2 separate regions of the Mus musculus genome follow, and region 2 is linked to region 1. A link is a contact called in ENCODE Hi-C or POLR2A ChIA-PET data. All regions are on one chromosome and are shown on one strand. Each heading gives the region's core, a stretch centred on a gene start or an enhancer-like site at or near the end of the contact. The rest is flanking DNA. Distances are from core to core; before and after follow the strand shown.

The links. Hi-C counts contacts between places; a loop is a spot of excess contacts on that map. ChIA-PET counts read pairs that join two places held with the same protein, here RNA polymerase II (POLR2A).
Region 2: a loop to region 1 is called in a map of heart, with 4 times the contacts of the local background. The contact joins two enhancer-like sites. A Hi-C loop is called at or near these places in 1 of 37 maps with a recorded cell type or tissue (heart). POLR2A ChIA-PET finds 5 or more read pairs at or near these places in 4 of 5 experiments (Patski and embryonic stem cell).

The regions. Positions count from the first base shown.
Region 1 is chr15:101,077,993-101,084,482 of GRCm38, reverse strand. It overlaps a transcript of Fignl2 not described here. Among named protein-coding and RNA genes, the nearest start is that of Gm41402, 22 kb to the left of the region's middle. Within about 2 kb of position 2,227, at least 1 of the 3 ENCODE cell types and tissues checked has a DNase peak (open chromatin) inside an H3K27ac peak, as active enhancers do; it is heart, where a contact is called at or near this core.
Region 2 is chr15:101,137,408-101,143,404 of GRCm38, reverse strand. It overlaps Acvrl1 (activin A receptor, type II-like 1), which reads right to left. Exons shown (of 11, transcript NM_001277257.1): 8 at 5,766-5,997; 9 at 5,000-5,197; 10 at 2,208-2,338; 11 at 1-62. Among named protein-coding and RNA genes, the nearest start is that of Acvrl1, 12 kb to the right of the region's middle. Within about 2 kb of position 3,309, at least 2 of the 3 ENCODE cell types and tissues checked have a DNase peak (open chromatin) inside an H3K27ac peak, as active enhancers do; they include heart, where a contact is called at or near this core.

The sequences.
Region 1 (6,490 bases), core at 978-3,477:
CCTGAAGGAACTGGCAGGGCAGAGGGCAGAGGGCAGAGGCCTGGGCTAGGTGACTCCTCAAGCTAAGACATATTCCCAGTCTCCCCCAAAGGTGGACGACAAATTTTTTCCTCATCAAGATGTTGTTTCTGAGACAGTGAGATGGTTTAGCAGGTAACCACACTAGAGGCCAAGCCTGACCGAGTCGACCCTTCCTGGAAGGGTCCTCTGACACGTGCACTCAGGTGTACGCACACACGTCCATAATACATGTTTTTATAGCTTAAAAAATCCATTAAAAACATGTTGTTTCTGAGAAAAAAAATTACCAACAGCAAAGGAAAGTTAACTCTTGCAAGTGTATGTCATCTGCCGCACTATGCTGTCATCAACAGCATTAGATAAGGAAAGGTGTAGCCCGGTGGTGGTGGCGCCTGCCTTTAATCCCAGCACTTGGGAGGCAGAGGCAGGCGGATATCTGAGTTCGAGGCCAGCCAGGGCTACACAGAGAAACCCTGTCTCGAAAAACCAAAAAAAAAAAGAAAGAAAGAAAGAAAGAAAGAAAAGGTGAAAAGGTGTGCAAACTATTTGTCACTGAGAAAAGCTGGTTGCAGAAGTGTACAGTCAGTCTCTCTACACATATGTATGTTCACAAGCATGGACACACACATACACACCCACATGTTTGGCAGCTACAAAAAATGACCATAGTTTACTTTTGGGTAATGGGATTAAAGGTGTTTGAATTTTAATTTTTAACTTTTGTGTTTATTAACATCTCCTGATTTTTATGAGACTTTTAAAATTACTTGTGCAACCAAACTGTGTGTGTGTGTGTGTGGATGTGTGTGTGTTGATGCATGATGCATGAAGGCTAGCCTGGACTGCTGAGTGAGTTTCAAGTCAACCTAGGCTAAGCAGAGCAGCAGATAGGGAACTTTGAGTCTGATAATGGTGGCCACTCAGCTCTTTCCAAAGTGCTTCTACACACCGTTTTGTTTGAACACCAGCACCAGGTAAGGGGACTGCAACCTTTACTGCACCCCAAGTCTTGGTCATTACACCATAGCTGCACTTCTACTGCTTCCTTGAGACACTCTTTGTAGACTGATTATGTTTGTACATAAGACTGACGTGAATTTGTAGTGATCCTCCTGCCTCTGCCTCTGCCTCTGCCTCTGCCTCTGCCTCTGCCTCTGCCTCCTCTGCCTCTGCCTCCTCTGCCTCTGCCTCCTCTGCCTCTGCCTCCTCTGCCTCTGCCTCCTCTGCCTCTGCCTCCTCTGCCTCTGCCTCCTCTGCCTCTGCCTCCTCTGCCTCTGCCTCCTCTGCCTCTGCCTCTGCCGTATTGAGGTTATAGTCATGCACAGATCTGACTTCTTGTACTGTCTGCCTCTTCCCCTCTTGCTGCATCCTCTTCTCTGGCCGGACCCGTAGGTGCTCTCTACTAGAATCTGGAGTCTTTTGAGGCCCATCTTGGTGAGTCCACTCTGTTCTTTATTTATTTTCCCAAGACCCTCTCTCTTATTTTTTTTGCAACAGGGTCTCACTATGCTGCTCAGGTTGGTCTCAAGCTCTAGGACTTAAGCAATCCTCCTGCCTCTGTCTCTGGAGTAGCTGGGGTTACAGACACACACTACCTATTTAGGCTCTTCTCTGTTACCCTTCAATATTTTGCAAAGGCTTCTGGGAAATGACTGACAGCTGAAGTTGACTCAGGATCAGCTGTTTTCTTGTCGTTGTACTTTGAAGCTGATTCAGGATCAGCTGTTTTCTTGGTGTTGTACTATTGTAGATGAGAGCGGGGCTAGAGCTGGTCCAAGTGAGCAACGTATGCAGGGCCTGGAGGGCTCTGTTGTGGCCCAGGGAGCACATTGGCACTACGACACCACAGTCCCACGGTCCCATGGCACCACAGCACCTCAGAACCACAGTACCATGGCACCACAGCTCTGGTAGGGTTGGGTTCAACCTCTTGGGCTTTGCTAAGCCCCTCCCCTCTGAGGCTGGAGGAGGGAGCAGAGGGCCGGGTTAGAAGGGAGGAGGCTGAGCAGGAGGCACAATCCACTACATTACTAGTTGACTTAAGTACAACCAGATGTACTGAGACTTTCCGATCAGGCCCAGCCCCAGAGGGCAAAGCAGGGGCAAGGGACCTTCCATGCAAACTGGTTTTCTAATTCCCCACCCTGTCCTGGGTTTGTAAACTTTGTAAGAGAGGAGAGACTTCCTGTAGGTCTCCAGGGACTGGCCTGTTAAGAGGGTGTGGGTCCTGCAGGGGTGGGTCCTGCCTTTGAATGGACAAGGGTGGGGGTGGGGTGGGGGCAGGGGGTGGACGGCGTGGGGGATGGGAGGTAGGGGTGGGGGAGTGAGTGAGAGGGACGCTCATGAAAGCAGAGATCTGGCTCAGTGTGTAGAACCTTCCAGAGAAAAGACCTTAGAGGAGGACTGGTTTGGAGTTACTGACCCAATCGCAGGATCCCACAAGCTCAGCTGAGTTGGGTTCTGAAGGTTGAATAGGAGTAGGGAAATGAGATTCTCGGCTCAGATTTGGAAGTATTCAAATAGCGTGGATGCGACTGAGTTCTGTGGGACTAGAGATAAAAAGTGGGGTCAATTCAAGTGGCTGGTGCAAAGGCTGTGCTGTAGGATGGGGGTGGGGGACCTCTGTTTACATAGCAACAGCTGTACTCAAGTAAATTGAGGATTCTGAGTGTGGGGTGCTGGAGTCCCTCTGAGTTAGGCATGTGGAGGTGAAATAGGGACACCTCTCCAATGGCCCAACCTAGAGGCTATAGGAAAGTAGAGTGCATTTTCTAATTCCCAGATATTCCCAGAAACTCTCAGGCTGGCTGAGGGGGTGCTGGCCCCCACCCAGCCTGAAGCAGGAGTGTGTGTTGGGGTGGGGAGAGCACTGGTGAAAGTTTAAAAACAGCAGTGGGGTAAGGCATGGGTGGGAGGGTCTGGGATGGCGGGTGGGTCACGGGTAGGAGAGTTTTGGCAATGGAGGAGACTTTGCCAGCTGGGCCTTGATGGCTGAACCTCAAATCCCAAAAGGCTGGCACTTAGATTTGTAGCCAGGGCAGCCTGAGACCAGCCAGTGGCAAGTTCCGACTGCGGCTGGTGGGGTGTGGTGTCCTCTGGGCATATTCCCTGTCCTTTGGGGCAGGACATGCTTCCTTCCTTTCCTGCCCATGGTGACTCCTAAGGGGCCAGCAGAAGAGCACTGAGAAAGGGAACTCCCGCCCGCCCTTTCCTCTTCCTCCTTTCCATTTCTTTCTGCTTCCTCTGTCCACCCATGCTTCCCTGGGGCCCTTTATTTCTTTCCTTGCCCCACCTGCTCCTGGATTCTCTGGGTCTGGCTCCTTCTGCCGCCCTGAGTCCTGCTCCCTCCCTCTAAAGGCCTTCCAGTGGGTGGGAGGCATCCTGTGTGGTTTTGGAAAGTACTTGACACCCATCTCTGGGCCAAGAGGTACCCCACCCTCTCCTAGATATACGTGCACACAGACTCACACGCAGTTGTTAGCATCTAGCCACATACCAAGGGGAGCCCCTTCTCCTGGGGTGGGTGGCAGTACTCCATGCAGTTAGTGATGGAAACCAAGTGGCTGCAAAGGGTGGCGGGTTGGAAGAGCGATGCATTAGCCATCTTTACCACTATTATTATCCAATCCATTGTGGGCACTTGACCTGCCCTGGGAGGCTCCCGGTGACCTCAGCAGGGGCCTTTCGGGGCACAGATCCCTTGCCTGAGGGCAGATAGGAGAGGGGTCAAGCAGGAGCCCTCAGAGATTAGCCCCCCAGAAAGGCCAAGAATGGAGATATGATGAAAGGCCATTTGCCAAGACTGAGTGTGTGTCAGCTTCAAGGTGATGTATTAACAGGACCATAATTAGCTCAGGGAAGGAAAGTGATACTTCATTGCCTGGGCGCTGGACAGGGGGTAAGTGAAGGAGGGAAGCGACTAGGCTCCCCTCACCTGCTAACCAGAGCCCTTACTGTGACCCACAGCCACCTGAGAATCAGGACCACCTGATACTGGGCTGGCCTGTGGCGCCTCAGGAAGGCTTCAGCGGCACGCTGAGCATCCCCGATGAGGCATGAGCAAGCTCTCCTCTCATCCTGGCCCTGGAAGGCTTTTGTCTCTAGGCAGACACTAACATTCCTTCAAGCTGGATGCCTCAGAAGGCACCACCTCATCTTAGAACTCGGTACAGTCAGGTCCTAGGGCCACCCATCAGCAAGGCTAGCCAGCCTTGGCATCCTGGCACAATTCCGGATGACAGGGGTGTCTCTGCTCGGCTCCAGTGGACTTGGCCTTCAAGGGAGCCGGCAAGGACTGGGAGTACAGAGAAAAGGGGTGCAGGGGCTCTAGGTCAGGCTTTTCTCAGTGCTCCCAATTAAGTCTCTTCTCTCTGGCCTCGGATGTCATAACAGTGAAGAAAGACCACATTTAATCAGTTTCTTGTTTTGTCACAAGTTTCTTGTTTTGTCTCTGCTCTGCTAAGATGGCAACTGTAGCTGTTTGCACCCTCTATGAATACAATCCTGGGGGTCTGGCCCAGCACTCCTGAGTCTTGGCGCATCCCTGATTTGTGTCAGGGTGTGTGGGTGTGTAAGAACGGGAAGGTGGTTTATAAACAGGAAAATTCTGGGGCCAGAAGTCTCCCCGCCCCCTTGATGAATTTCAGAACTTTATTGCTGGTCTTATTTCCATATTTAGACTATGAAAAAGAAAAGACAAAAAGGATGATTGGCGGCCTGTGCCTTCCTCTTCCCTGCCAATCTACAGAGCTGTCTGGGTCTGTGGGATCCGGAAACATAATCACAAGTGAAGAGTCTTTAGAATTCTGCCAGACTTGGAGGTCAGAGGCCTGTTCTGCAGGTTAGAGGAAGCCCCTCCAGCGTGAGTCCTGTCCTACGGATGCTCTTGCTGAACTACCACCCGGAAGGAAAGGAAGTCCCAGAAAGGGTGGCGGCAGAGCCTCGAAGTACGACCTATGGGTGGGAAATGCTGGTCACAGAACCTCTTGACGCTCTGGGCTCCTCCAGAACCTCCACCATAAGCATCGCGCCTGTGCCATGGCCTCCTAAGGCGGAGGGAGTCTTGACCTTTATCACCACCGAAGCTCTGAGACGCCTGCTTAAAACGGTGCCAACTCTAGACTGGGAGCGATTCAATGCAAATTCCTCTGGTCACCTGTAAGTCCCCTTATACGTATACTGGCTGGGGCTCCTTATACGTAGGTGCCAGTGGGCTCAGGGTGACTGTAGTCTCTTTGGGCAAGCTCTCCAGTGTGATTGTCCCACCACCTAGTCCACTGCTTTGATAGTGCGCGCGTGCGCGCACACACACACACACACACACACACACACTGTTCTGTGGCACCTGTGCAGAGACAGTGCCCTCATCTGGCTATGCACCCTGCCAGGGGCATCCTGCACGCTGTAGTTGCTCTGCGCGCCCAGGGCGGGGACGTAGGCCAGAGTCCACAGGCGTCCTAGGAGAGGTGGTCTTGGCCAGGCAGCGGACGGGGCGGGTCTGGCCAGCCGCCTTCCCCTTTGCCCTTCGACCCAGGAAGCGGCTCACAGCCAGCGGCCACTCAGGGCAGCCAGGAGCTCAGTCCTGGCCTCGGCGCCCGCCCGGCCTCCCCAGTCTCCCCGCCTCCAGGCCGGCCTCCAAGCCCAGCGCAACTTCCCGCTCCGACGGCAGGGGAGGCGGGAGCGGGCGAGCGGCCTGAGAGTGGTGCAAGGACACGCTCGCACCGAGGGTCATTTGCTCTTTTTCCCCCGGGTGGCTAATTTATTTTCGAGCCCGGGGAGGGAGAGGCGGGGCGGCGAGGCTGCCGCGAGGGGCCGGGCGAGCGGGGCGGGGGCGGGGCGCTGGGAGGGGCGGGGCGCGGGCCCGGAGGGAGGGCGCTGGGGGCGGGCGAGGGGAGGCGGGGTGGGGGTCCTGCCTGCGGGGGGAGCCTGGGCCGCCCCTTGTCCGGCCACCCCCACTGCCCAGTCCCGCTCCCGGCCGCGGCGGCCGCAGCAGCCGCAGCAGCAGCGGCCCCAGGATGGTGAGCGCCGCTGACCCCCAGCCCTGGCCCGTCGCCCCCGGCCCGCGCTTCCGCCCCGGTCCCTGGGCCGGACGCCCCCCCAGGCCGCGCACACTCACCTAGGACCCGGCCGGGATGCCGAGGTACGCGTCGCAGGCCAGGGAGGGGGTAGGCGCGGGAGCGCGCGGGCCGGCCGGGGGTCAGGGGGTGGCGACTGTGCGGTCCGATGTCCAGAGCTTTGTCCGCGGGCGCGGGGCCGTGCGAGGCCCAGGGAGGGCGGGGGCTGAGGGGCCGGGGCTCCAACTAGGCGGAGGTCGGAGGGCAAGGCCGGGAGAGACCTGAGAGGGTGCGTGGGAGCCCAGGGTCATTTCCCCGGAGGAAGGGGGGCGACCAGTTGAGATCGCCCCTCGGTCGCCGACGGGAACCCGCTTTACCGCCCACTCTGGAGCTGAGGAGGTGGTGTTAGCGAGCGG
Region 2 (5,997 bases), core at 2,060-4,559, 58 kb before region 1:
AGGCGAGCAGAGGGGTTGGGGTACCAGCACTCTCTCATCATCTGGGCCAGCCCGGAGAGGACCTGGGGGGTTGGGAGAGGAGCAGAGAGGAAAAAGAGGTACATGGGTCAGGAAGATGGAAAGGAGGCCCGGAAATGGCTCAGGATCGGGAGACATAGCAGGAGAAGGGACAGGGAGAGCATGTATTGGACAGGAGGCAAGAGAAGAGAATGGAGCCAGGTGGTGGTGCACACCTTTAATCCCAGCACTTAAGAGGCAAAGTCAGGAGGATCTTTGAGTTCCAGGCCAGCCAGGACTAGAGTGAGAGACAGGATAGCTAGGGTGAGATAGATCCTGTCTTGAAAAACCAAGGGGGGGGTAGAGGGAGGGGGAGGGGAGGAGCTGAGAATGAGGGAGGGAGAAGTGGAAGAAGGTGGCAAAACAAGCAGGAGAGAGCATAGGAGGGTGTGGAGGTCTTTGAGAGCCGCGCAGTGCACGGCCTCTGGTGAGCACCTGTCCCCCACCCCGCCCCCATGGCAGGATCCGCTGTGAAGGGTTTTCCTGCAAGTCTGTGTTGCACCTCTTGCAGCCTGAGACCTAGTGCACAGAGTACCGACTCCCTGCCCCTCCACCAGCCATGACTGAGAGTGAGGCAACGGCGGGCATTGCCCCAAAAGTGCCTGTTTCCCAGAAGGAGCCCATCCTGGGAAGCATAGTGGCCCCTGAACATGGCAGCCTGCCTCCTCTGGTTCCTAAGAGTGAGTATACATCTGTGCGCTGGAAGGTAGCTATGCGGTCTCTTACGTATACACATATACGTTTATTATCTTTTAGTACAAATATGAGTCTTAGTGTAGGCCGGGCACCAAGGTAGCTGGTAGGAATATTAGAATGAGAAGAAGGAGGTGCTTCTTAGAAAAAAGGAGGGGCTGAGCGGGAGAAGGAGGGGCTGAGCAGGAGAAGGAGGGGCTGAGTGGGAGGGGAAAGGATGAGAGACATAATGAGGGGCATATGGTCAAAAATACATTATGTTTGTATAAAATCGAAAGAAGAAATAATTTGTTGTTTGTTTACTTGCTTTTGTTTGTTTGGGGTGTTGAGGCAGGGTTTCTCTGTGTAGCTCTGGCTGACCTAGCACTCACTCTATAGACCAGGCTGGCTTTGAACTCAGAGATCCACCTGCCTCTGCCTCCCATTGCTAGGATTAAAAGCGTGTACCAACATGCCTGGCGAAGAAATAATTTCTTTTAAAAAAAAGGAGTGAGCTGGACAAGGTGTGAAAACCTTTAATCCTAGTTCTCAGGAGGCAGAGGCAGATAGGTGGATCTCCTTGAATTTGAAGTCAGCCTGGTCTACATAGCAAGTTCCAGGCCAGCCAGCACTGCCATAGTAAGTAAGACTCCTGTCCCCAAAACAAAAACAAACTAAACAAAACAAAAAAAGAGCTAAAAACACAGGTTCACAGGTTTTGTCTTCTTGGTGTCATGAGTCTGCTTACTTGTGTATACATGTCTGAGACTGAGTATGTGTGCATGTGTGTGTGTATACATATACACACATATATGTGTGTATTTATTTATTTTTATTTTTTATTTTTCGAGACAGGGTTTCTCTGTATAGCCCTGGCTGTCCTGGAACTCATTTTGTAGACCAGGCTGGCCTCGAACTCAGAAATCCACCTGCCTCTGCCTCCCGAGTGCTGGGATTAAAGGTGTGTGCCACCACGCCCGGCTTATGTATTTCTTTCAGTGTAGAATGTCTTGAGAAAAAAAAATCCAAATCATCATCAACAATAACAACAATAACAAATGGAGAGAAGAAAGCAGCTGAGGTGAAAGTTTCTAAAATCATATAGACTGGAAGGACGGTCCAAGAAGGATGAAGAATTCGCAAGTCAGGTGTGTGGCAGGGAATACTCAGAACAACCCACGATCTACCCAAGAATCAGAGGTTGTAGAGCCAAGAACTCAGAAATTCCAGCTGAGAATCAATCTCCACCCATGCCAGCCCAGCTCCGCCCCAGCCCCAGCCCCGCCCCAGCCTCAGCCCCAGCCCTGCCTCAGCCCCAGCCCAGCTCCGCCCCAGCCCCAGCCCCGCCCCAGCCCCAGCCCCGCCCCAGCCTCAGCCCCAGCCCCAGCCCCGCCTCAGCCCCAGCCCAGCTCCGCCCCAGCCCCAGCCCCAGCCCCGCTCCAGCCCCGCCCCAGCACAAGCCCAAGCAGAGACCTTACCGGATCTGCAGCCAGCCGGTTAGGGATGGTGGGTGTCTGCTGGTCAACGCACACCACCTTTTTCATGTCCTCAAAACTGGGGTCATTGGGTACCATGTCATAGAAAGGTGGCCTGTAATCCTCCACAATGCCTGGGGATTCAAGGGATGTGGGACAATCACTTGGGACTTAAGGAGTCCAAAGAGCACCCAGAGGATGACTGCCTGGAGCTAGCTGCTTGACTATATTGCTCCTGAGAGGGATCCTGTCCTATAACATAGCAACTGTACGTATAGCTCAGAACTATTGCTGTGTTTCACACTTCCCCAGTGCGTGATAAGCACATTCCAGGCTTTCCTGTCCATCCTCCTGGTATCTCTGTGTGGTACCACCCGAGTCACAAATGAAGCACGGGATTCATGTTGCCTAACCAGTCACGGCAGAGTCAGGACTTGAAACCCATCTTTTGGCTTTCCAGGCTGGATTTTATTTCCATCTTGTTCAGCTGTCTTCCATCCTGGGCCTGGGTACTACTCCCTGACTGATGCCAGATTATACTAACAGCTTGTGTTACAGAGCACTTCCTATGTGCCAGTCGGGGTCCTTAGTGCTAAATGGGAAAGCCTCACAGTGGCCTGTGGGGATTGTAACATTGTAGCCTCAAGTCATGAACAGTAGGCCCAAAAGCTCAGAAAGTTTGTCTTTAACGATCAACAAGTAGCAAATGACAGAGCTGGGACTTAAGGCAGAAATCCAACACCACATTGCATGATTCTGCTCTCTCGGCTGCATTTCTGGTAGGTAGGACTAGATAAGGCTCATAATCGGGACAACAAAGGACAGAAATACACCTCTCCTGGAAGCAAATGATTTACTCCCTGGTCCAAATAAGATGAGTTTACCATCAGGGAAGGCTCACGTCTCTGCAGATCCCACAACCAACTGCGTCCCCACCCCATGTCAAGTTATCCTGAGCCTTTTCTGAAAGGTGTGCTTGTGGTGTCAGAGGCAGCCCCACGTCTCTTCCTGCTTCCCAACCCCAGGCTGCGGCTGTGACTGTGTAGGCCACAACCTTAGTGAACCCTTCAGCAGCTGTTCTCCCCGTGGCGGGCTTCCAGGCTGCCCCTGTGCCGCCAGCGCCCTAATCAGCGATTTGCAGAGGCCCGAGCGTGTCTAATGAGCCTTTAATCAGTGCCGGGGCTGACACCAGATTACAGTGTTTATAATGCGCTAGGAGTCTGTGTGAGGCTGACAGAGCTTCCCCTCCACCCCAGGAGCCCAAGGCAAATCCTTCAGTCCTTCCTTTTCTGCCTATAACTAAGCCTACTTCTCTGGTGCCATCCAGGTACCCTACCCCTTCCCCAACTCCAGCCACTTAGAGCTGACTCCAGCAGTAAATATTTGCCCAGGGAGACTCTGGTGCCACCTGGGTCTCTGCTGTTACAGATGACCGACCACTGAGGAGGAATGAAGTTGTAAAAGGCTGGCCTAGTATATGCTCAGGAAATGAAAACATCTCTGTTCCCAAGGAGTGGGGCTCTAGTCATGCCCCAGGGATTGTCTGCAAACTTCCAGGACTCCTAGCAACCCTGGCTATAGACAGGCCCCAGGAAGAGTAACATTGCAGCAGCTAGCTGGCCAGTCAACCTGTGATCCTCCATCTATCCCAGGGTTGAGAGGCCATCAGCCACAGGCGAGCACAGGGCTGCACAGGCCAGCACAGGGCTACACAGGGCTGCATAGGCTAGCACAGACCTGCACAAGGCTGCACAGGGCTGCATAGGAGTTGCACAGGCCAGCACAGGGCTGCACAGACAGGTGCTTCTCCAGCCTTTCCAAGTTATGGTCTCCTGTGGCAATCCACTGTGATAACAAGGTTGCAATAAGTAGGCAGTACAGACACTAGATAGCTTACACATGAACAAAGAAGCCAGGGCCAACATTAAGCCGCCACAGTAACAGAGAGCACTGGCCCAGAGTCAGATGGCCTGACTTAAGACTGTCAGCTACGATCCTGCATCTCTGTCTTTTCTTTTAGAAAATGGAATAATATTATGTAGGTACTCTTTCATTATGATCACTAATACTTAGCTCTAGGCATTGTTGGCCTTTTTTTCTCTGCGTAGTCCTGGCTGATCTGAAACTCGCTGTTTATATAGACCAGGCTGGCCTTGAACTTGGAACAATTTTTGCAGTACTGAGATCACACCAGGTTGTAGATATTGTTCTAAATACTTTATTGGGACCAAGTCTACAACTATACTTATTTTTTTCTTCTAATTTCACAAATGAGGAAGCAGGCACACAGAGGCTGAGTACTCCCTGTCATAACAAAACCTGAAACTGAGTCCAGACAATCTGACTGACTGACACCAACTTCTACCAAAATAGGAGATTTCAACAAGATAGAGCATTCATCATGACACATCTTTAAGCTCCATGACTGCTAGCTTAGCTGCTTCCCTGCCCCACCCCACCCCCATGCTCAGGATCAAAACCTACGGCCTTGAACATGTCTGGCAAACATTCTACCACCTCGATGTATCTCCAGCTCTGAAAAAAAAATTTTGTCTCTAATTGAAGATTTCAAGGCCACATCCACACCCTCACAGACTCAGACGAGTCTTAAAGTCCATCTGTGCTGTACTAGTCTATTTATAGCAGTAAAAGAAAGCTAGAAGATCTAGCCTCAAACTCTTAGGTCAAGGGCACCAGCCACCACAGAAAACCTGGTCTCCATATATCTACACACACACACACACACACACACACACACACACACACACACACACGAAATCTGCATGGGCTCTCACCATTGATGATGGTCCGCCGGGCGATCTCCCATAGCACTAGGCCAAAGGCCCAGATGTCTGTCCACTTGTACGACTCAAAGCAGTCTGTGCGGATGTGCTCATCCAGCACCTCGGGTGCCATGTATCTTTTGGTACCCACTCGGGGGTTGTTGCCGATATCCAGGTAATCGCTGCTTTGTGAGTGCATCACAGCCAGTCCTGCGGGTGTTAGGCTTATCAGTCCTGCAGGGCTCCCACACAGGGTGGAGCCCAGGCAGGCTTTATATGGTCAGATACAGTGAGGATGGAAACAGAAAAACATTGAAGAACAGGATACTGGAGACCTGCTCTGAGATGTCTGGAATACAGATAGTGGCCTTTGCTTTATAGTGTTCTCAAGGGTCCCAAAGACTCGGCATGATGATACCCATTTCACATGGTAGAATTTCCAGGTGTGTTGGGAGGAGCCATGTTCTCAGAAAAGTTGGGGTGAGGTACAGGCTCATGAGACCCCGCCCCTTTTCTGGAGGAAGAGTCTGGGCTGGAAACAGTTCGTTTTAAGGTAGGGTTTTTCTATGTAGCCCTGGGTATACGGGAACTCACTACTTAGACCAGGCTAACCTTGAACTTAGGAATCAGCCTGCCTCTGCCTCCCGAGTGCTGGGCTTAAAATCCCAGCTTGGAAACAAGTTTTTAAAGCACCAATTCTCTCCCCTACAGAACAGGTAGAGCCAAGCATGCAAGCCCCGCCCACAGGTGAAGCCCCACCCCTTTCCCGCCTACTCACCCAGGTCTGCAATGCAACACTGCAAGTTACTCTTGACCAGCACATTGCGACTCTTGAGGTCACGATGGGCAATGGCTGGTTTGCCTTGAGTGCCAAAGATCTCCACATGTAGGTGCGCCAGGCCGCAGGCCGCGGACACAGCTAGCCTCAGGGCCAACTGGGGCTCCAGCGTCTGCCTCTGCAGAAAGTCATAGAGGGAGCCGTGTTCATGGTAGTGGGTGATGAGCCACAG